Linked DNA regions of Mus musculus: all the other regions are linked to region 1. The links are chromatin loops, found by intact Hi-C in ENCODE. Cell type or tissue: heart. All regions are shown on one strand.

The links. A loop is a pair of places that touch in the nucleus more often than their neighbours do. Peaks named below come from ENCODE experiments on the same cell type or tissue, not always from the same donor. Only the 100,000 strongest peaks of a DNase experiment are listed, where the experiment ranks them.
Region 2: it touches region 1 in a loop (5-fold over the local background); 12 of 42 quality-filtered maps call a loop at or near these places.
Region 3: a loop joins it to region 1, with 4 times the contacts of the local background. A loop is called at or near these places in 5 of 42 quality-filtered maps.

Annotation. Positions count from the first base shown.
Region 1 is chr7:135,832,276-135,840,275 of GRCm38, reverse strand. No RefSeq gene overlaps it. Among named protein-coding and RNA genes, the nearest start is that of 6330420H09Rik, 18 kb to the left of the region's middle. In heart, a CTCF peak has its summit at 3,062 (motif pointing left); a DNase peak (open chromatin) is centred at 3,025; H3K27ac peaks cover 873 bases; H3K27me3 peaks cover 3,059 bases.
Region 2 is chr7:136,046,922-136,054,921 of GRCm38, reverse strand. It overlaps Gm51502 (predicted gene, 51502), which reads right to left and starts at 6,852. Exons shown (of 2, transcript NR_169162.1): 1 at 6,690-6,852. In heart, a CTCF peak has its summit at 4,635; no DNase peak of the experiment used is centred here; H3K27ac peaks cover 619 bases; H3K27me3 peaks cover 361 bases.
Region 3 is chr7:136,290,240-136,298,239 of GRCm38, reverse strand. All of the region lies in intron 3 of C030029H02Rik (RIKEN cDNA C030029H02 gene), which reads right to left. Among named protein-coding and RNA genes, the nearest start is that of C030029H02Rik, 26 kb to the right of the region's middle. In heart, a CTCF peak has its summit at 3,598; no DNase peak of the experiment used is centred here.

The DNA.
Region 1 (8,000 bases):
TTTACAGAGAGAGATTCATGAGAGAAGTTTAAGTATTAAGGCTCGCACTGCCCTAGTCGCTTGAATCATAGAGCTTCTTGCCAAGTTAGAGAATGGAAGCTCCAGGCACAACTTTGCTCATGCACTGGGAAGCAGGACAAGACCTGTGTCTCCTGAGAGTTGTCTTTACTATGGTAACCCAGGCTGGGGACATGAAGCTTGTCACCACAGAAAGCTGGTAGGGATGTAGCTCAGAGCTCTGAGGCAAGGGTGGCTGGTCACACTCATCAGGGCTGTACCAAGATTGTGTGGATAGAGCAGGGAGGCAGGTGCTGGTGTCACCATCTCCCCACAGCTCCACTATTTCCTGCTGTCCTTGAGCTCATAAAGAATAGGACACGTACATGTGGGTCTAGACCAACAGTTTTCTCTTTTTTAAAAAATTTTTTATTATTATGTATTTTCCTCAATTACATTTAGAAAGCTATCCCAAAAGTCCCCCATACCTCCCGCCCAAAATATGGGTTGCGACCCCTTTGGAGGTCGAAGGACCCTTTCACCAGGGTTGCATATCAGATATCCTACATATCTCATATTTAATTACACTTCATAACAGTAGCAACATTACACTTATGAAAGAACACCGAGATGATTTTATGGCTGGAGAGTCACCACAACATGAAGGACCACAGCATTAGGAAAGTTGAGAACCACTGCTCTATACTACAGCCCTCTGTAAAAGGTGACCAATGAGCAATGGCAGAGAGACCTAGGTTGCTTCCCAGCACATGGTGCCCTTTATATTCAGAACAGAAAAGACTGCCAAGGTCCACCCAGCCAACCACTCACTGAGCATAACATTCTTTGCCCGGGAAGAAAAGGTTTTTGTTCGAATCCCATCATCGTATATTGGAAGGTAAGTGTATTTTCTTTGGGTTAATATGCACAGATTTTTAATTCCTTGGATTTTATTCCCAACCTAAAGACAAGCTTTGTTCTTACCCTGAGTACCCAGGAGGGTGTATGTGGAGGGGATGGTCAACACCTTCAGCAGCTTCCGTGTTACTGTCCAGGCCAATTACTACTGGATTATTAGCCATGCCCTTGGGTTCTCATGGGTTCACCCTCTGACAGAGCATTCTTCTATAGATGTATCTAGACCCTCAAGCAAGTCTTTGACTAAGTGACAATTGCTCAAGTCAGAAGCCATATGTAGGTGAACCTTACTTCAAGAACAACTGATGCAGGAGGGAGGACTCTGTGACTAAGCACTTGCTCGGCAAGTGTAAGGACCAACATTTGGGTGTCCAGACACACGTAAATGCTGGATGAGTGTGGTGTGCCTCCTGTAATTCTTGCCTCAAAAGGTAGGGACCGTAGATTCCCCAGACTAAGCTGGCTAAAACGAGCCATCTTAACGGGCTCTAGGTTTGAGAGACCCTGCTTCAGTGATTAAGGTAGAAGATCAATAGAGGATGGCTCCCAACACCAGCCTTACTTCCACATATATGTGCATATGTGTGCAGCTACACAGGTATGCCCCCACACACGAAAAACCTGCCCACACAGGTATGCAGCACACAAGAAATGGAAAAGGTAAAGCAAGGGCTGGAAAGTGAGTCGGGGTTCCCCACAGGCACAGAAGAAAGAGCAGCAATCCTGCCCTCCATCACATCTCCGACTCCTGCACTCATGGACAGAGCATATAAGGTGGCCCACGTGGGTTTGGAGTCCAGCAATGCATACCGATATTCTCTAAAACAGCTGCTGATGGGAGGAGACTGGAGATGGGATTCCATATCAGGGTGACAAGGTGACCAGGAGGTATGAGCTGGAAAACAACAAGGTTCACAGGGATACCCAGCAATTGCAAAGTCCCACCTAACAGCTTTCTGGTCTACTGTAAATGGAGGGGCCACTTTCATCCCATTGACCAATAAGGTCACAGAGGCCAAGTGACCATTAAGAGTCACCTGCATAGAAGTGGTACAACCAAATGAGAACCCAGCTCTATGGAGTTCTAAATCCACATTGTTCCCCGATAGAGAGCTGCTGGTGATGCTTTTCGGATATATATATACACACAATATATACACACATGGGTTAACATGCTCATATCTGTGTGTGCACAGAGAAACAAACAAAAAGGCTTCAACCCTGCTGTGACCTATGGGTTCTAGTGTTCTGTGAGAGTGCTCCCCTCCATGGGAGGCATAAGTCCATCCCTGCGGTCCTCTCACAGAGGCAGCATTGGGTCTGTTACTGTCTTCAGTTGGCCGGCATGAGCACCTGCCCAAGCCACTTCATCTTCACAGCACACGTTCACATCTACTCCCACCACACTTCCTGGCCTGGCTCCTACAGAACACTTTCAACCCTTTCTTTCCACTTCCCAAGTCCCAGAGCTGATCTCCAGGGCCAATCTGACTCCCTTGCCTGTGCAGTAAGCCAGCGCTTGCCCATCAATGATGGGCATCTGGCCCTGGCAGGTCCCTGTCCTCTGGGACTCACAGGCAGACAGGTAGCTAATCACAGTCAAGGGAAACATGGGATCCAGAAAAACAGCTTCTCTCCCACAGAAGAGCTCTTGTGTGCTCAGGGTGTCAGCCCGGTGGGAGAAGACCCAGGGGACTTTCTACATGCCCAGAGACCCCCACCTTGATAAGCCTTTGCCAGTGTGGCTCTGGGCCACAATTTGGTAAATAATGATAGAGCCATCCATCAGCCTGGTGGCATGTCCTGGACAACAGGGGCCTCTGCCAGCATGGTATTCTGTTTCTCAAAGCCCCCTTCCCGGTGCAGTTCCTTTATTCCAACTTGGGAAACAAAGCCTGGGAGTCCAGCCATAACAGACTTGCAAAGCCCACACGAGAAACTACCTGGGTTGGCAGGAGGGGTTCTGCTTGGTGGGCCTCTGTGCAGCTGCATAGCCTTAAGAAGAGTGAAGCAGACCCCTGGCCTGGTGGGTACTGGAAAGGGACCTCTCCAGTCTCCCTAGAAGGAGGCAGCTGGCCAGGGTAGTGTCATGTTTCCTGAGGAGCCTGACTCCTTTGAAAGCTTAAGGGTGCCATCTTGTGCTTGAGAGTTGTCAACGCACCCGGTTCCCAGTGGGATGCAGCAGGAGCTATCTGCCCGCTGCCTTTCTCCCCTTTTCTTCCTCTAACCCGGGGCTTCTTGACCTCTGTAGGATCCCCAGCTACCAGAAGGGTCTCAGTCCCGAGAACCTGTTGGGGGGGTGATGCTTATTTGAGCAGTCTGGCACCTGCCCTGCATCCTGAGTCACCTTCTCCGTGACACCTTGTTGGTGGTCCTGACCCTTTGATGCTGTGTTCTGTGCAGCCTGCAGGTAGGTGGGCAGGAGGGGACTGTGAGAGGCAGGGCCTAAAAATCCAAAAGGTACTTATTTATGAGAAAGGAAGAGAGAGATGTAAAAAAGGCGAAAGGGCAAAGGCGTGAGAGGAGAAGAAGGGGGCGAGGGAAGAGAGATGGGAAGGACTGTAGAAGACAAGAAGAGAGGGGGGAGCTACTGTACTTGCCTTTGGCTAATTGCAGCTGTAGCATCTAATTTCAGAAATTATTCTGTCTGTTCAGGAGCACGTGTGCATGTTCTATGGATTCAGAGGATGTGCACATTTGGGAAACTGACACAAATAAAGGAAAAAGCCACTGTCCCTAAGTGTACTGTCCCCATGGGTATCAGGTTCTTCATAGGGAGAGACTAGGGTGGGGGCAGTGTTTACAGAATTCAAAGTTAGGTCTTCCACCCACTGGATATCCTTCCCCCTGACTTCACTGCCAGACTCGCAGAAATGCCTGCTTTGAGTTTTAACTCATTTCCTCTTGATTTTTAGATTCAAACATCTTCAAATATGGCGGGGGTGGGGGTGGGGGCAGAAACAGAAGATATTTGCAGCAAAGAACAAAGTAAAGAAGACAGCAGAGGGTCCAAATGGTCCTCAGTACTTCATCAGGCTTAAATCTTCTTCTGTTTTCTCTTTCTGAAATAAAATCCAGGGGCAGCATTGAGAAACCAAATGCAGACATACACACAGAAAACACAGACAGACAGGGAGACAGCTGTACCATCTTCATAAACACAGAGCCAGCCCTTCCCAACTCGCACAGCCTGGCCTAAGTGACAGGGCATAGCTACTAGCCAAGGAGTTGTGTGGCAGTGTCACACCTCAAAGCCCATCACTGTGTAAGAGAAGTACACACTTACACACACACATATGAATAGAAGATCTAGAGAGGGCAAAGCTGCAAGTGTTTTGTTGGTATCTTTTGTGCTTTGAAGATAAACAGCCTCAGGGGAGTGAAGAGAAGGGACATGAAGATCACCCCAAGAAGGGAAGGAACCTGGGTCTTTAAGCCACCCTCTCTGTCTCTGACTCTCCAGGCTTGCACAGTGCAGCTATGAGGAAGGTGTGCCCTTTGCCATGCAACCCAGCATGCCACTAGGGTTACTGAGGGCAAGCTTTGGCCTGGCAGAAAAAGGTATGGAGCAGTGTCTTGCAGGGCTCTGTAGTTTAAACTCAACACAGATCGGGAGGCGTCTTGAGGTCTTACAAACTACACACACTAAGTCCCCATCTTCAGCAGCTTGGCTAAATGGGTGTTTTAATGCAAATTAGTTCAAATTGCTATCAAGAGTAATTATGGTAAAAGACAAGCAGCCTTTCCATCATCCTTCCCTCATTCAGCTCTTCTATGGTGTTTTTTAAATAACGTAGCCATAAAATTTCAATTGACCACTAAAAGAAGTGCTGCTGGCAATGGGGAGACAGAGGCAGGAAGAGGGGGCAAAGGTGCCATGAGCCATGGTCTATGGTGGGGGTCCACATGGTTCTCTCTCCTCACAGCTTGTCTTTGCTAGGCAGGGTTGCTCTGTGGGGATGAGGTGACTTCCCCAGGCGTTCAGACTGAGGTCAGGAAAGGGCACAAGGTCAGGGCAGCAGGGGAGATCAGGCCTCTGCTGCACTCGCCCCCTCCTTACCAGGCACGCCTCTCTTTCCCCACCTTCAGTTGCTGAAGCCAATTCATTATGATAATATTAGGTAAAACAGGCAAGCCTGTAAGATAGAAAAATTACATCTCATTTGTTCTAAATTTGCCCGAGTCTAACTCTTAAGGGAGGCCTTTACATATTTGCTAATGGGATCTGTTTCTTATTGCCCCAAAATGCATAAGATCCAAAAGGAATCAGATTCTCTTCCTGGTCTGAGTTATCATCGGAACACACACAACTAGAAACTTGATTTCACCGGTTCCTGCTTCGGGCATCCTTCGGTGTTCGGTTCCTGCTTCGGGCTCTAGGTGTCTGAAGGAGCTTTGATTTCCCAATTATGGCATCGTCTATAACATAAAACTGTTGTGTTCCCTTCATTAAAAGATTCAGTTGCAAATGCTGGGACAAAAATTACAAAGAGCCCCCTTTTTTAAAAAATGTGCACATTTATTGGGATTATTAAATCACAGCCGCTAATAGTGGTTGTCACCAACTTAATTTAAAAAGCTGATTATTACTCAAGCCCTCTGTATTTCAGGCCTGATCCTGAATCATTAGCAGTTGTGACTATTTCGTTAATTTGCAGATTAGGAACAAGTAAGTGCCTGTTTTGAAAAAAAATGTGGCCACTCGACCTTCAGCTACGGAGACTGAGTGAGTCAGGCCAGCTTCCAGAACAAAAGTATCCTGTCAAATAAATGCATTTTGATGCGGGTCAACTCGAGCAAAGAAACACTTTGGAGATCAACCGCCCGCGTCCCTGCAGCCAAAAGTCGGGCACAAAAGCCACTCCAGAAATGTTTAAATTAGCTGCCTCCCCAGTGGAGTCAAATCAAATCAAACGGCACACTCAGAGCCTAAACACGTTAAAAGATAGTCCTCGTGGGTAGCAGCCACTAAACCAATAGTAACTAGACAAAGGGGTCTTGGTGACCCTTGCTCAATAAAGATTTCTGGTGATGATGGGTACGAAGCGGAAGGTGCTAGGGCTGGGGAACAGACCCATCTCCTATGTGTTATTTCTATTGCGACATTTGTCATCAGTCAGATGATGGTAATAAAATTTGTAACTGTTTCCCTTATCCGCTGCTGCGATTTACCTCCTCTAATAGACAATGCGAGCGCTAAAAGGCCCATATACATCTTCATTACAGACTCCGGCGCCCGAGCCACTCTCCTCCAGAGACACTTTTATTCATTTTTACACAATTTGCCTACTGTACGGTACAGATGGTTTCTATTAAGTAAAATATCTGTTTTCTTCCAAATTTTTAGTTTTCATGATTCAATTACCTTAAAATGATTGTGCATTGTGTTATCTCCCCTCATGACTTAATTTAGCTCAAACACTCCCAGCATAAACTGTAAGCCCCGTTTCATCCGCTCAGAAAATCACCCACATACTGTGATGTTTCTAAGGGTTGTTCCACCCCGGCTGTGATTTCTGCGCTTTTATCAGTTTCTTTCACCCGCGTCTTAACTGTGTTGGATAATTTTCTGGAGATAAATTTAAATATGAAAGGGTGTACAGGGAAACTTCGGACTGATATTAAAATGGGATTTTTTTTTTCCTTCATTATACTGTAAGATGTGCGGCATGCTTGTGAGCAGGCACACCGCCTGTGCTGGCACCTCAGTTGCCAAGAGCCTCCTCCTTGGGAATCTTCAGAGCTGCTGCCCCCACATGGTGGACCCCTGGCGTCAGCTTCCCCTTGCAGCCTTCCTTCTTCCCAGCCTGCTTCCTGTCCCAGTTTGTTAGTTGCGTAGAGGAAGCTGCAGGCTTCCACCTTGGCTCTAAAGAGAGCGTGGCATGGGTTCCAAATTTGCCTTCTCACACCTGGAGGGCCACGTTCTCCAGCCTGCCTCCCCCGGAGGTTGGGAGCCTGCTCCTGAGTGCCTGGAACCCAACAACAGCCTGCTTGTCTCGCTCTATTAGCGTGAGAGTAGGCAAACGCTCCCTGGAAATTTCCCCTCTCTTGCATTTTACGTTCATGTTTTATTCTGGCTCTCAAGTGTTCCAATTTTTCCCTCTGGAATATAGCCTGCAGCAGAGACCCTGTTGCTTCCTCAAGGCCCTCACCAGTCTCAGCAGCCCCGAACTTGGACCAAAAAGCATCTTATACCACTGTAAAGGAAACATAGAAAGGAGAGAGTTCAACCTTCGAAGGAAGGTAGGCTGTTAGGGGAGAGAAGTGTTCAGAGAATGAAGGCTACCCCCTCAAGAGGGAGGAGTAGGATGTGGCAGAGAGACGGTCTGCTAGTACATCTGCAGACAGGCTTCTGTTCCCCTCCAGGCTTCCTGAAGAGCCAAGAAACCTTTGCATGTGGCCATCCAGAACCCTCCACTAGACATACATAGAGTTTACCAGGAGTGGGCCCCTCCAGCTTTGACAAAAGTGGGACCGACTCCCATGGGGCCTCATCCTGTTCCTATGAACACTGGTCTGAGCAGGCACGGTATAATCGATAATAAAAGAGCAGTCTGGGGAATATGTTGTAGCCCTCCAAGGCACTTGACACTCAATAGTGTCATTATAACTCCAGTGTTCACCATTCATGAGCTCCTTACCTGCTGCCCTTAACCAAGAGCCAGTGAGGACCTGGCAGGAAACTCCTTCAAGAGACTGGATCACAACTAACAAGGGGAGCTTTGCCTAGGCAACATGGACGGATTCAGAACGCATCTTGACAAGGGGTGATGAGACTCTGGGAGATTCCCTCTTGCCTCTGGTTTGGAGAGTCTGTGTGGTACGATCTCACTGAGTCAGTTTGGACTTTAGTGAGCCTGGTACAGACAGACCCTCCCAGGGTGATGACAGAGAAAAAGAAAGAACTGTCTAAACAGCCATTCTTGGTCACACACACACACACACACACACACACACACACACACCAGACATCACCAGTTTAAGAGTACTCCAATCTGCAGTGTTCATGTGAGACAGCACTGCCCACAAAGATCTGGTCAATTTAGCTACCAAGACAGGTTTCACTACCACACTGGAATGACGTT
Region 2 (8,000 bases), 210 kb before region 1:
TACAAAAAACTGGCTGTTGTTGGTGGCTGTGGGAACTAGCTCACTGATTGACAGCCCTATCCCCATTTGCTGACATGTAGCCTGACTTACTCCAAATCTGCATTAAACTGTCCTTGTCTGTTTGCCCTTTTCAAGAAATGGCATCTCCTTTTTCCAGCAGAGATGTAGTTCCTTAAAAGAAAACATAGAAATTATTTGAAAAATACTTAATTTTTTTTCGATAGGCTATCTTCTATGTACTTTAAACAGTTTTACCAGTTATCGATCACTTTCTCTTGTTACAACAGTAGTTCTCAGCTTTCCTAATGCTGCTACCTTTTAATACAGTTTTTCATGTTTTGATGAGCCCAACCATAAAATTATTTTTGTTGCTGCTTCATAACTGTAATTTTTGTACTATTTGAATCGTAATGTCAACACCTGTGTTTTCTGATAGCCTTAGGCGACCCCTGTGAAAGGATCCTTACAGGGATCCCAACCTACAGGTTGAGAGCCCATGTGTTACAAGAAAGGAAGATTTATAAAGAGAACCAATTTTCATCTTTCTTTAAAATCCAGTTGAACAAAATCTCAATTATAGGCTCTAGAAGAACAGGCTACGGTCTTTTCACATCAAATACAAGCAAGATGGGGGTGGGATATTGAATTTCTAGCTCCCTTTGGAATCTCATTCTTAATTTTAGAATGCTGCTCTATCCACATGCTCAGAAGAAGTACTGCAGGACACAAAAATTGAAGCCTATCTCGGTTTCTCTGACTGGGAAAGACCTCAGCACCACTTTGGCTCCAACCTGATGTCTTGGTGGTTTTCTAACACCAAACAGAGTCATCTTGTTCAGCTTTTCCTCTTTCACAGACTACCCTGGAAGGCCACTGATGAAATAAAGCTGCCAAAACTCCCAGCCACTTGTGGGCAGGGTAAAGAGTAGGGGGAGATAGTCTTTGAAAGTCTTTGCCAAGCAAATGCTTGGCTTCCATCTTTAATCAACCAATAAATTAATTAATCAATTAGTGTGTGGGAGGAGGGGTGTACATGGGCCACAGTCTGTGTGTGGAGGTCAGAGGACAACTTACAGGAATTGGTTCTCCCCTTCCACCATGTGGGTTCTGGGGATTGAACTCAGGTTACCAGACTTTGAAACAAGCACCTTCATTGGCCTATGTCTGGGTTTATAAGCTCCTCAGAGTAGACCCTGGGCTTTCACCTCTGGGTCTGTTTCTGGAGTTTATTTTAAGATGTCCTCCATGGTTGGTAATTAAGTCTACTTAACATCAAGAATTATGGCCAATATCATAGACTTCCCTAATGCTACAGCAGGAGGTTTTTTTTTTTTTTTTTCTGTTGCTATATTAATCTACTTTTGTTGGAGAAACATACCAAAGTGACAGCTCACAGACTGAACCAGTGCTCACTTTAATTATATTCACAGTTTCACAAAGAATCATGCCAAAATGAATGCATAAATCTATTTATATGTTTTTAATAAAATCTCACTAAACCTGAACCTTTTAGATCATTAATGGGAAACAACACTTATTAAAAATTCTCTGTAATTACACTCCTCATCAAAATAAAACAAAGTTATATACCCAAGATTATTTCAAAATATAGATTCTCAAAATAACATGATGGACATCCATGAAGACTTTATTTATGGAAGTTGTTTGCCAATATCGTTCATAAAAAAGGAAATGGGTCAGAGAGTTCAGGAAAATACCCAAAGGTTTGAACCCTCTAAAAGATGCTTAAAAGAAACAATGCTTGGCACAAACTGAGAAGATAACAGAGGCACCACAACCCTGAAGCCTCCTTGGGAATGCTGCATGTGGGTCAGCAGCTAAAGGTCCTCAGCTTGTAACATACAGAGCACCATACAGAGACCATTGAACAGTCTGGGCTGGGAAGCATTTTTAACTATCCTGTCTCACTAAGTATGTGTTGATATCCTTGGATGGAGCATGAAGAACATAAGGGCAATGATCTAGGTATGGTAGTTGTTCTATGACCTTATGATAAGGTGGGGTTACAGAACCAACGACTATGGCTAAGAAATGCTACACACAGAAGAAATGGAAGGTAAACTCATGAGTTTACTTGCTGTGGGTTCTCTTGATTCACCTGTTCTCTGTTTTTTCTTTCCCACTTTACCCCTCCCTCCCATCCCTTTTTGTTCACCTTTTTTCCCCCTAATTCTCAACTCCAGATGTGAAGTTCAGGTGTCATTATTATGTGGAATGTAGCTTCACTCTTTTTGGAAAATGTGGCTCAGGCTATGATCTTCAGGATAATTAATTTCTGTATTAAATAAAGGTCTCACGAAGGAAGTTTCACTTCAGCAAGGACAACCAGGTGTCTCTTAAATTGCTTTGATGGCTTCCACGTCCGGACAACTGTCCCTGGAAACTTTAATATTAGACTGTGGTCACAAGGGTCCCTGTATGGATGGACAGTCCACATATCACAGAAGACTTCTGAGTTAGCCATCTCCCAAAGACAACACCAGCTGTCCGTGGAACACTATTCCCCAAACCACCAAGAGTGAAGCCCCATGTGTTCACTCCCTGCCTGGTCTCACCCAGAGGCTGCTCCAGTCACTAGGCTGTGACAGTCCAAAAGTGCACCTTCTTCCTTCTTTGGGTCTATTAAGGAATATAGTTTGCTTAAGTGTGAAATGAAATCAGTGACATAAATGGAGACTTCAAGACAAGTCACTGAACACAGATGGACACAACCATAATGTGTACCAAGAGAATCCAAAGACCTGGTTCTGGAGCCACAAGAGTCCCCGATCCCAAATAGTCGGGCAGAGGACATTGGGATAGGGACATGCTTCCTCCCCTAACAGGTTCTCTTAATGGCAGATCCATGCAGTGGCGTTTGTGTAGGGGCCATGGGGACTGCTTATTTACCGACTGGATGAAAGAACATGCTGCAGGGGTGGGAACTTGGGACTAAGGGACCTGGGATAGCCACTGCCACGTGTGTAAAGTACAAACTATAGCAAATTTGAGGCACATGCCACTTCAAATATACAACTACTCTAAAGCCTTTCTGCAGCTCCCCCTCCAAACAGCAGCTGATTCAATTAAGGTTCATCTAGCTAAGTGTATATTAATAAGTTGATACGTGCAAATCTGAGTGTGTACTTGCATGTGTCCAGACTGTTTACTAGCTTTCTCTAGCACAGAGAGTGTCTTTCTAGGCACGTCTTGGCAGTGAGTGTTCTTAGTCCTGGTTCCTTCAGCCCTCATTGTGTCCAGTGTACAACCCTACTCTAAACGTAAGTAGTGTGGACTCAGGAATGCCCTGCTTTACCCACTAGGCTTGGAGAAGGCATTTCTGAGCCAGCACTACGTAAAACAGTAAACCTCATGCTGAGAGGTGAGTGGCAAGGGGGTGTCCTTTCATTTAGGATCCTAAATATTTATGCTTATAGTCTATTGACGGGCTTCCAGCTCAGGCCCTGCAATTGTCCTGCTAGTTGCTTTTAGATGTAGAATGTGAACAAAACGATCAGGGTCTGCCATGTCTATGGAATGTCCCCTGCTTAGTAACCTGCAGCTCTGTCAGAACCAGACAAGAGGGGACAGGACAACTAGATGCAGGCTGTCGATGAGAACCAGGTCCAGTTAAATATTGCCAATAGAAATGACACTTGGCAATTTGGGCAGAATGTACCTGACACACTTCCCAGCCAAATTGGGACTCCATATTCTTTGATCAGGCATGCTGGGCTTGGTACTACATCACTGGAATAAAACCTCCTGTATGGCAGCAACAAGTGATGGTGAATGATGCCAAAAGAGGGGAACCTGAGGGCTATGGGGCTCACCTCTGGGGAGTCTTCATTCTGGGAAGGGGTGGGAACATCAATCTGATTGCCTCTTGTGGGGCCTCTCAGGAAGTTTGTCAATATCTACCTTCCCACGGCTGGTAGGGGTCGATGAGTGTGATGGTTTATATATGCTCAGCCCAGGGAGTGGCACTTTTAGAAGGTATGATCTGTTAAAGTAGGTGTGGTCTTGTTGGAATGTGTCACTGTGGGTATGGGCTTTAAAACCCTAGCTTCATCCCAGCTGCTTGGAAGTCAGTCTTCTGCCAGCAGCCTTCAGATGAAGATGTAGAACTCTCAGCTCTGCCTGCACCATGCCTGCCTGGACGATACCATGTTCCCACCTTGATGATACTGGACTGAACCTCTAAACTTGTAAGCCAGCCCCAATTAAATGCTGTCCTTCTAAGAGTTGCCTTGGTCAAGGTGTCTGTTCACAGCAGTAAAACTGTCACTAAGACAGCAAGCATCAACTTTCCCTCTTTTTTAGACAAAGACATCCTTTTGGGCTCAGGAGCTCATTCTGCTGAGCGAGCAGAGTGAACCAAGTGTCTGTTCCTTGGCATCCTTCAAGGTTTTCATTATTGACACTATTGACTTGGCAGGCTGGGGAATCCTGAGTTCCTATGTCTCCAAAGCCTTGCCAGACCTTTCAACTCGCCTCCGTAAGAACAAGGACTGGACCTGTACTGTAAACCCCATAAGGCTACCAAGAGGAAGGGGGAGGGGGGAGCACCGCACAGATCTTTCCTATTTCTTAACTAGACACTTCCACTAACAAACAGCAGATGGGGCTGCCAAAACCATTACATTAAAAACATAGGAGGAGGAGAGCCTTTTAACCAAAAAAAAATTCCATTCAGAACAATTTCAAAATATAAGCAGGTCTCTTCTTTGTACTGTAAGGTGTCAGTAGGCATAGTCTCTACTGGAAATCATCAGAGAGGATCCTGCCTATAAACATGAGATAATAAAAAAAGAAATGCTAAGTCACTTTCTAGCATTGGTGCAGTAGATTAGATACTTCCCATCCTACTTCTCCCATGCATGTTCTGATCATTTTGAAAAGGACAAAATAATTATCTGTTATTGCCTCAGTCACAACAGCCGCACCCACCGGATAGCACGGAGCTGAGAAGCAACAAGCTAGAGTCTGCTCCCTCTGCCCCCCCTTGAAAGCAAGCATGGCACACACATTCAAGCATGCAAATTACTTTTCCTTGGATTTGTTAACCTCCATCATTGCAGTCTGACGAAATTCATGTGTCAAGCTTCGGGCCAGGCATGAACTTGTGTGAAAATGAAGGTCAAACCGAAGGACAGAGTGGGGATTGGTCAAGTGAGTGTCTCATTGAAAGAGCACACACATCAAACCAGGAAATCAATTTCTCCCACTTGACTTGCAAGCCAAGAATACAGTGCTGGGGGGCGGGGTTCTCTGGGGAACTAGAGCCAGCCAGGTCCAGAGTGGCCTCTGCATCTGTGTTGTGCCTTCTGAGGCTCACCTGCTTGCGAGGTTCTCTCTCTCTCTCTCTCTCTCTCTCTCTCTCTCTCTCTCTCTCTCTCTCTCTCTCTCTCTCTCTCTGACACCCACGAGGGTGCATCTGGAGGGAGAGAGGAGCAAGGGGCAGATGGACAGCTGTCACTTCTGGATGAGTTCAGGCCACAAGTGTGTCTGTGGCTTGGAAGCTGCCTGGACTGGCTAGGAAATGGGGTACTTGTGATAACCCAGACAAGGAAGGAGGAAGCTCTCCCTCTGCTGGTATGAAGACCTGGACCGCCAGATGAGAGCTGCAAGTTCCTGCTTGTGATATAGATTGGAACAATTAACAAGTATAAGTTATTTCAAAATAAGCTTAAATCTGCATTTTATGTGTGCAAGTTCCCAGCTGTAATGGGATTATGATGTCAGCAAAGGGCGAGCGGACTCTAGCACAGCTGCAGTGGGCGAGGGAGGGAGTCAGTCAACAGCTGTTAAAATAGAGAAAGGATGGTGATTAATTCTTATTATGTGTTTGAAGATTTCACAACGAGTTCAAGACCCAAGCCTTCCCCGGAGGCATGGAGTGGGGGAGTTTAAGCAGTCTAGTTTGTGGGATCTCCAAGCCACTAGTTTTGTTGTTTGTTTTGTAATTTTATTCTGCAATTTTTCCTCATCTCAGAATCTTAGAATGGCTGGGAGCTCACAATCAAAAAATCCAGTGAAGAATAGATTATTGGCCCCATTTCTTTGAGTCTTCTCTTCTTTCTGGAGACCTTGCTAACAGTTCCAGGAGTGTGATGGTTCATGCAGAGTCCATGGGCTGCCTGGATGGGTGCTCTGAGACAAGGTTACATCAATTCCTGGTAAATAACCAGAAAAAAAAAAAACCAAAAACTCAAAGACACCCTTTTAAACATCCCTCAAATCTACTTTGGGTTGTATCTCCAACCAGGTGATGCATTGTTTGCCTCGGGTCAGGTCTTAGTATGGTTACGATGCCAATTCATTTCTGAGGCTTAGTGTAGCTTTAATTTCTGCACAAGGTGGTCTGTTTCCCTATAGCTTTGCCCCAAGGTTGGGTGTCCTGTTCTCAAGAAGCAGGAGAAAAAAGTCTCTATGATACTACAGATGAGTGGGATTGGAATGTATGATGTAAATCCATAAAGAATCAATAAAAAGATTTTTAAGTATATACAATGTAGCTAAGAGAATGTTCAACTTAAATGGGACATAATTAAAATGACACGAAAGTAAACCAAAGAGAAAAGAGAAAAAGATCTTGTGGACTTTTATACTAAAAGCGTTGTGAGTTCCAAACTGGCTGCCCAGCCCTAAAGTCAGAGTGAGGAAGGTCAAGGCCAGCAGTTACTTACCTGGAGGTGCTGGGAAGGCTCCGTATTTGTTTGTAAAAATCTCTTCATCAATTCGAATGCTGCAAGTGTTCAAGAAAATAGCTGTCCCTGTGCCTAAGAGGGCTGAACATCTCCTGGGGGGTTTCTAAGGGCCGGCTCCTACAGTTGGCACAACTTAGCATCTGAGGAAGTTTGTATTGGGGGGATGTGTAAGTTGAACTAAAAAAAAAAAAAAAAAAAAAAACCTGGGAAGAGAAATAAACCTCACAGGAGCAGTGATTCAAATTGTAAGAGACAATGAGCAGAGGCTCAGAATTTACTGGAACACAGCTCAAAATCCTGACCGTAGAATTAAGGAAGCGGTCTGGTCCTGTTCTCTGATCGGACCTATTATTTCTATTTTCTTGCATTTGCATTTTGTACATAATGGTGCTTTCCTCCACGCAGGTCAGAAGGCAGACAGGCCAAATGTAAATGAAGCAGAATAATGCCTGCACCGATTTCATTTCAGGCGAGCTTCTGGCTTTGACAGAAGTCCTGGGGCTTCAAGGGTGGGAACAAAGAGCCCTTGTATCCTGGCTTCCTATCTCTGGGAAGATCACATTGCTCAGTCTTCACTCTCCTCCATTTTTTTTTAAATTAAAAAAAAAGTAGAAGAATTACACAGTTCATGCCAGAAAAAAAAAAAGTTTGAAAGCCCTTAAGAATACACTCCTGCTGCAGGGGAGGAGTGCTGGAGTGGAGGATTTAATTTCAGGGCAGCCAGTTCAGCAGAGGCTTCACAGAACTCAAGGTCCTGTGACCCTGGGTCCACTGCTGCCTGGCTTCCCTGTGCTCAGTGTTCTGAGCTCACCTGAGCTTCTGCCCGGCATTGTTGGGTGACTTAGTGTTTACATCAGCAGGCAGTCGCTTACTTTTGCGTTTTACTTACAGTTGCATCTTAAAGCAACACAGAACAATGGAAGCCAGCGTCACACTTCCACCTCCGTCCTTCCCTCCGCCTTCAGTCAGGTTCCAAAAATAATGCGAATAGTGAATGGTGCATAAGTGCGGCCACATGCCTTTTATCTCAAAGATGACAACTTAGCAAAAGTTATTCAGAAGGAAATATAACAATGGAGATACACGTGGCCTTTTGCTTAACTTGCCAAGGAGAAGGACCAAGGTCTTTTGGGGGAAGGTTGTAACTCAGAAAAGTGGCACTGGGGCAGCCTTCCAGACCAGGCTGTCTCGTGGCTGCCCAAGGGCCCTGGAGCCCTGTGCTGGCTTGCAGGCTCCCAGCATCTGCATGTGGGCTTCCCCCGTGCATTACAAGCTGGAGCATCTGAGGTT
Region 3 (8,000 bases), 460 kb before region 1:
GATGGAAAAATTGGTCCCTGAGACCTCTGAGGGGTAAAGCCCAGACCACTCGCAGTTGTGAACTCCAGCCTCAGAACTGTAAGGGACTGCACATTTGTTCTCTTGATCCTTCTAGTTGGCACTGTCCCAGCAGCTGAATCAGACACTTGATTCTGACCCTGAGAGGTGGGCTGACAGCTTGGTTGGCATATTTGAACCTCACAGGGGTAGTCAGTGACCTTGAAGGAGTCTGTTGTCTAGAGCTTGGGACATATCTCAGTCCATGGTACCCCACAGGCACAGAGTCAAAGGAGCCTGCAGGCCCTATCTGTGTAGACACAAGTATCCAGTGTCCACACTCACCTCCTGGGGGAGCCCATCTTAATTGTTCCCCACATGGTTCTGCAGGATGGTTTTTTTTTCCATATAGTTTTTTACATGACTCCCCCATACTACTCTTTATATAGTTCCCCATGTAGTTCTCAGCACAGCTCTTTACACGACTTTCCACATGGTTCTGTATAAGCTTATTTACATTATTTACGGTTCTTCACATCTTTCTCTACATGACTCTACATGATTCAAACAAAAAACCCTTTGGCATGACTTCTGTTGGAAAGAGAGTGATCTGTATAATGTTTGTGCTGTGGAAGTCCTAGCTCCAGCTTTGAGTCTCCAGAAATGTGTTTGGTGACCCAGGGTTGGCTCTGGTGTGGAGCTGGACTGGACACCAGCTATGTTCCTCCTTTGCTTTGCTGATTTTGCAGTGGTCACAGGAACTACATAAGTCTTTCATTCAGTCTTGCCTACCTGGCCAGACTATGGATTTTGTTAAAATTAGACCTTAACTACCCTTTTAGTGCAGTTTGTGAAACTTTTTTTTATGTGTTTGAGTACTTTATATCATTCACACTGTACTAAAATTTACATGCGCTTTTCTAAAAAAAAAATTGTCATGTAAATTTTTGTAAGCTCCAGGCTTATTTTATGATCCATAAACTAAGACAATATATTAAAATCTTGGAAGAATTTAATATCAGCAGCAGATTATCTTAAAAAACACACCCACACCTAATTCGTGGGTATTATAGAGACAGGCATATCAAGTATGTTAAAAGGTTTAATGGCTGTTAGTAAATTTTACTGCCACTGTCAATAATTCCATAATATATTAGGCCAGTTAATAGGTCAATGGAATGTATTTATATCATGCTATAAACTGTTTACCAAGAACAAACTAATTTCTAATGATAATGAAACATGGAGTCAATAAATATTAATTTTAGCATTTCTAATTTAAATACAATTTTTCACATCTGTCGTAAATGTTGGGCTGGCAGCATTAAAGCTCACATTATTGGCCTTGTACACCAAGGACAACCGTGTGAAGAACAAACTGTGACAGTTGCCCTGCATAGCAATGCCTGTAGGTGAGGGAATCTTCAAGGTGTGTGATCCCCTTTAGTTTATTTTATTCAAGCTGTAAGCGTACTGAGCCTGTCACCTGAAGTGTTTGTTCAGTCACTGACATGTCAATATGCTTCTTAAAAATAAATCTTCTTAAAATTCATCTTTAAAAAATATACCTTTGAAAAACTCAGGGCAAGTTTTTCTATTAATCTATTTTGAGTTCTAAGGCCTATTGGTGTTCTTCACTTTTCAGGTCTCTCCTGTGGTCGCTTGGGAGCTCAGTCACTTAGATCAGTTGCCATGGAGTGCTCCTTGCCTTCCCGCTTCAGAACTCAGTCACAGCCTGCACTAGGGAGGACAAGGTGAGCTGAATACAAGCCAAGCGTGCCAGCTCCCAGGAGAGCTGCCAGCCGACCTGAATTCTGCTTCACCATATTGGTGTTTTCCTCAGGGAAATGGTTCCAGTGTATTTGAGGATTGAGGGTTGTTGTTGGTGCATCATTTGTAGAGCAGTGACCTTCGGAAAATGTTTGACGCACTTGTGCTTTGCATGGCATCTCCTTTGAAAGATTGTACATACACATGTACACACAGGAAAAAGTACACAGAGGTAGTCTTGGCCTCATCATGTCTAAGTGATAAAGATATCCTAGTCTATCACTTCTTCGTGGACCAGTGTCTTGAGGATCTTTGCACAGCACTTTACTGGTTGTAACATCCCTTTGCCTTACATTTCTTATCCCCACAGCAAATGTTCTATACCTTCCTCCATCCATCCATCCATCCATCCATCCATCCATTCATCCACCCATCCATCCTTCCATCCATCTACCCATCCATACATCTACCCATTCGTTCATTCATTCATCCATCCATCCATCCATCCATCCATCCATCCATCCACCCACCCATACATACATCTATCCATCTATCCATCCATGCATCATCCATCCATCTTCCATCTATCCATCCATCAATACATACATACATCCCTTCACCTCTCTCCACAATCCTCTCCTCAGTTCCTCTTTGCATCATTTCCTGTCTGACTTTCTCTCCCTCTTGTTACCCACTCCTCCCTTTATCTGCTTCTTTCATCCCTCCATGTTTATCTTTCTCACTATCTCTCTATCCATTCTTCCCTTCACCAATCCCTCCCTCCAATCATTTCCTTGTCTCCCACTCCCCTCCTCTGCTCATCCCTCCTTTTCTCTATGCACCCTTATTCCTCTGTCCCTGTATTCATTTCTCCCTCCACTTCCCATCCTTCTCTGTATTTGCCCATTATTCTCCATATCCATATCCCTTCTCCCACCTACCCATCACCTTTGCTCATCATTGAGTAGCCACTATAGCCAAGCCTCCTAATCTGAGTTTTCCCTTCTATTATTTATTCTCCTAATGTCACTTACTATTATGGACAATGTGCTGTTCTTCCACAATCCATGATGTGAAGTCCTTGCTTTCAGTACCCCTGAGTGTGACTATGTTTGAAGAGAAGGTTTTTAGAGAAGTAAATAAAGAAAAATGAAGCCATTAAAGTAGTTCTAATCCAATCACCAGTAGGATTTACTATTACAGAACATTGTAGTCGTCAAATGCTAATATACATGTATGCTCATGCACACACACACCACAAAGCCCTTGTTAAGACACAGGAAAGAGTAAGGATACATCATCTGTACACGGGAGGAGGGGAAGTACAGATAATATACTTTTGATTGTAGTCTTGCAGCCTCTAGAAATTGAGAAAATAAATGATCGTAAGACTTCTAGGAGACAGAAGCTCTAGTAGACCAATGCTAGAGTCCTAATTTTTTATATTAAAATTCAGTCATCCTGCTTAGCATGGTAGATCACACATATAATTCCAGCACATAGAAGGCTGAGGCAGGAAGTTCATGACTTGGAGGCCAACCTGGGCTACATTGTAAGCAAGCCTGGGCAATTCTATTTCACATTCACATCTTACCAGCTTTGAGGATTCAAAATGAGTGTTTTAAAAATATTTTTTAAAAGTGTTTACACATAGAAACCAAGATTCTTAGCCCTGGAGGTTTTTGCCGTTGGGGTAGGGGCTGAAGAATGTTTGTGCAGAGCTGTCTTGTGCCTTATTAGATGCTTGAGGCCATTTCTGGCCTCCACCCACTGGGTGCCAGTACAAATCCAGTCTGAGCAGACCAAACATCGCTGAATACCATCCAGCGCCACCTAGGGTGGAGGTGGAGAACAGCTACTCTGCATCTGTATTGACCATATGCTCGGCCTGTCTGAATGTGTGTTTATGTGTGCATCTCTAGTGTGTGTGTATGTGCATGTATATGCATGAATGCACATTTGTATGTATGTGTATATGTGTGCATGTATATTCATGTGTAATGTGTGTGTGTCTGCTGGTATGTGTGAATGTTTGAGTGTGTGTGTTTATGTGTGTACCTGCATATATGTATGGTGTGTATATATGTTTGTAAGTGTGTGTTTATGTGTAGGTGTGTATACGTGGTATACATAGGCCTGTCTGTGCTTGTGCGTGTATGTGTGTATTCATGTGTATTTGTGCATATATGTGCGGCGTATTTGTTTGTGTCCACCTGTGTGCATAAGTATAGAGTATGTGTGTATTTTCCACAAAGACACAATATCGCCTATACACCCACGGGTAACAGGAAAAAAGCGCAGAGCAAAGTGGTCTATGCAACCAGTTGAGACCCACATTTTTCCAGCTGGGATTTCAGAACGAGCAGGAAAGGCCTGTCCCTTCACCACTGGGCACCAGGACAGGGCCAGCACCAAAGAAAGGGCAGGGTACACAGAAGCTGGTTCTGTGCCAAACAGCTTCTAACAGGACTACGATAGTTAGAGGAGCCACCGGCTCCATGACTCAGCAGCCTAAGGAGACTCATCTGTTTCCCCAGGACTCTTTCCTCTACAGGCTGCTTTCATACACTGCTCTCCTGCAAGAATAGCAACTGGCCCCAGGGTTGGTATAAGCATGTGCAGCCCTCTTGGTATTCATAAGTAGTGAGGGCCAGCACTCTGGACCTCGGAGGGGCAGGGATTGTGTGCAGGGGTGGGGATGGGGCCTTTTCTAGCTAGGTCTCACATGCAGTTCTCCAGCAAAGGCTCTCTGACCTTGGAGTTGCAATTCTTGGCTTCTGCCTTGCTCTCCCTTGCCCTTGGATTCCCTCCAAGGTGTGGTAAAGGGAGGGTCTAGCCTGAGCGCTGAAAGGGTGCAGAGAACAAGGGGTAGTAGATTTTCCGTTGCCCTTTTTGTGAGGTAGTGGATGAACTACAAATTCTCTAAAGTCTTTCTCTGTGACCCAAAACTCCATTGTTTGGGCTCTATAACTCTTCCTCCCTGTGGCAGACAGAAAGAGGTGAACACTGCTTCCCACTGCCTGGCCTCTCTGTGACTTTCTGGCTTCAGTTCTTTCCATTTCTTAGAAAACAGACTTTTGATTCAAGCTTTTGCCTATACCACCGGTGTCTGTAGGACCAGCTGGAAAGGCCCCTCCATGACTTTACTGAGCAGAGCCACAAGCTGACGATTGCTGTTATCCCGCTCTGCACAGCCCACTGGCAACTTCCATTTTATGTTTAATATTTAAACTGACATAGTTCTTCCAATTAATGCATTATATTAAATATTAGGCTTTAGTAATCTAGCATTTTATTAATATATTTTAATATTTAATGCTAACATTTTATGTGACATTCTTAGTTGTATTAATCTAGTAAATTTTGCCAATAAAATTAAATTATTTTCCTATTTTTTACTTCTTGAGTAGAAACGATTACAGGAAAGTCAAAATAATTAGATTTCATTGGGGATAAGTGATGAGGGGATTTATTTCCCTGAAGATGAGACTTTTCTCATCTTCTTGTAATTTTCTGACTCATGTATATAGCTCCTGTGATCCAGACATAAGCCAGAGTGCAGGTGTGTGGGCACTTGCCAAGTGTTTTTCTACCAAAGCTTCGGTTTTTAAACTTGGAAAAAGCTGCAGAGAAAAGAATCTAGCAACCTGTTAGATTTACAGACAAGAAGAATGGAGGGGTGGGGCTGTCCTTACTGCACAAGCGTGAACAACACACTTCAATCCCCAGCACCTACATAAAAAGCCAACTCCGGTGTTGCATGTTCAGAAGCCCAAAGCTGGGGACATGGAGACAGGTGGTTCACCGGGGCTTCATAGCCAGCCAGTCTAGCTACATCAGCAAGCCCCATTTCCAAGTGCAAATCCTGTCTCAAAACCATGGCAGGCTGCTCCTTAGGAATATCCCCCAGGATTGACCTATGACCTCCATGCACAAGCACATCTTTGCACACTCACCTGAATACACATAAATGCCCATGAACACACACACACACACACACACACACACACACACACACACACACACACACGGAAATACACTCCCACATGCATACACATAAAAGGAGACCACCATCATTCCATAGGTAAGAACTTCCTGGGTAGAAAAATCTACTTCTCTCCCAAGATTCAGTACACGTATACATTGGTTGCAAGAATTTTTATTTTATCTGACTCTTCAGTCACCAGTTGATTGTTACCTCGGGATGGCATAGATGGATTGCTTCCTCTGTGAGGGGTGGCCAGTGCCTTCTCTGCCCCTGTAGAGTTTGATGTGCCAAATTTTTAACTTCTTTAACGATATATATCTCTAGGCTCTGGACATGGGGAAGTCAGATATCCCACCTAGATCTGGACCTGCAGCAGATTACATTATCATAGGGCCCTATCCCTGAGACCTCGCTATCCCACTGTCCCCCAAAATATTCAGAGCCCTTCCTGGCCTGAAGCCTTCCTTAGGTTAGCCTGGGGTATCAATCCTGCCTGATCTGGAATTGTTTTATTTCGTCTGCTTCAAATATTTCTTTCCCCAGGGACCAAGTTCTCATTTTCACTGTCCTTTCAAATAGCTCTACCTCTAGGGACATTTCGACTTGCACTGTCTAAGAATTTGTTAGCTATGAAGACCCACTCAGGCTAACCCTCTGCCAGGCTCCTTACTGTGATAAAGCTCAGACCTCTGGAATCTAATTAGGAACTGTCTGTGGCCCTGTTCCCACATCCTCTTAGACACTATACACTCACCCTCCACCTTCAGCTTGCTCTAGCCATCTCTCTTTCAGCCCTTGCTGTTCTGTGACTGGCCCCCAGGCTTGCCTTATGCATCTTTAAAACCCAGCTCCCCATGTCTTCTCTCTGCCCACCTTTCTCTCTGAATTCCCCATTCTTGTCTTGCCCGACTTTGCTTCATTTAAAAGTTGCTTCTGTTTTAGTTAATGATTCATAACAAGGTGAGGACAGTTAGCAAAAGCTCCTAATGTGCGTCTTTGTCTCACGCCCTTTTCTGTTGCACAAGCATTTTCTTATATGTTCTTTTTGTCAGACTTCATAATTTAGTATTCCAAGCTAGCCTCCACGGAACAAATGAAGCTTAAACCTCGGAGCTCACAGCCTACATTCCGCCCCTCCCTCCACCAGTGATTTTTATCCTCTCCGAGGCCACACAAGTTGTACAATCTTCAGGTCCCTCGGAACCTGGATCTGCCCTGTTCTCATGATTCATGAGTTTCCCACGGTCTTGAAAGTGCTTTGTGCTCAGGATCCGGTAGATGGAGGGTTGGCCATAGGGGACAAATCAGTTCACTCCCTCAGTGTGGGACCTTAGGTGAGCCAATATTTTGCTATTGCAAATCACAGAGCTAGCAGCATGTTTGTGCATTAATCTTGGTCCACATTTCTTGTTATGTCCTTGAAATGGATTTACAGGAGGAGAGGGGCTACATGAAAGGCAGAGAAATGGTCAATGGCAGACCCTTCCCCAGTCTGACAATGCCACGGGCAGTAACGTCCATCCCCGTTACCCTGTGCTTTAAAAGTAAGCATTTGAAAAATCCCCATCCTTTAGATAAATGACAGCTGGCATCTCTCCTCTTTGCACTTGCTTGCAAGGTTGAGCCTTTGAATCTTGGCTATCATTATAAATTCTGTGGTTAATCTCCTTGAGTGTTGTCCCATTGAGATATATAGTTATCATTTAATGTTATTTAATAATTTCAACCACACATTTAAATACTTAAATATCATAACAAGATCTCTGTGCCAGGTTGCCTTGGAATATACTTTTCCAAGTTCAATGCATACTTTTTGAAGATTTGTTTTCATGATTTTTAATTAAGTATTTGCGTGTGTGCCTATGGATAGATATGTGCACATGAGTTCAGGTGCCCCCAGAGGCAAAGGACCATGGCTCACCTGGAGCTGGACTTACAGCTCCCAGGTCATGAGGCTCCCAGTTGGCATTGGAAACTTAACTCGCAAGAAACTGAACTTGGGTCTCCCACAAGAATAGCAAGTGCTCAGCTGCAGCGCTGTCTCCACACATGGCATAGACCTTTAAACATTTAGCACTGGAGTGTTTGATGTCAGAAGTTTTGAAAGCATTTGTGGTCATTTTCTTGCTGCTACTGCTTTGTTGTTTCTGTCTCCCTTTTCACCTAGAATGCTGCCCTGCATCCAGGTGCCAGATTGCCCTGTTATTGTCTTGTTCTTACAGCTAAGGAGTTATTTTGTGTAGGG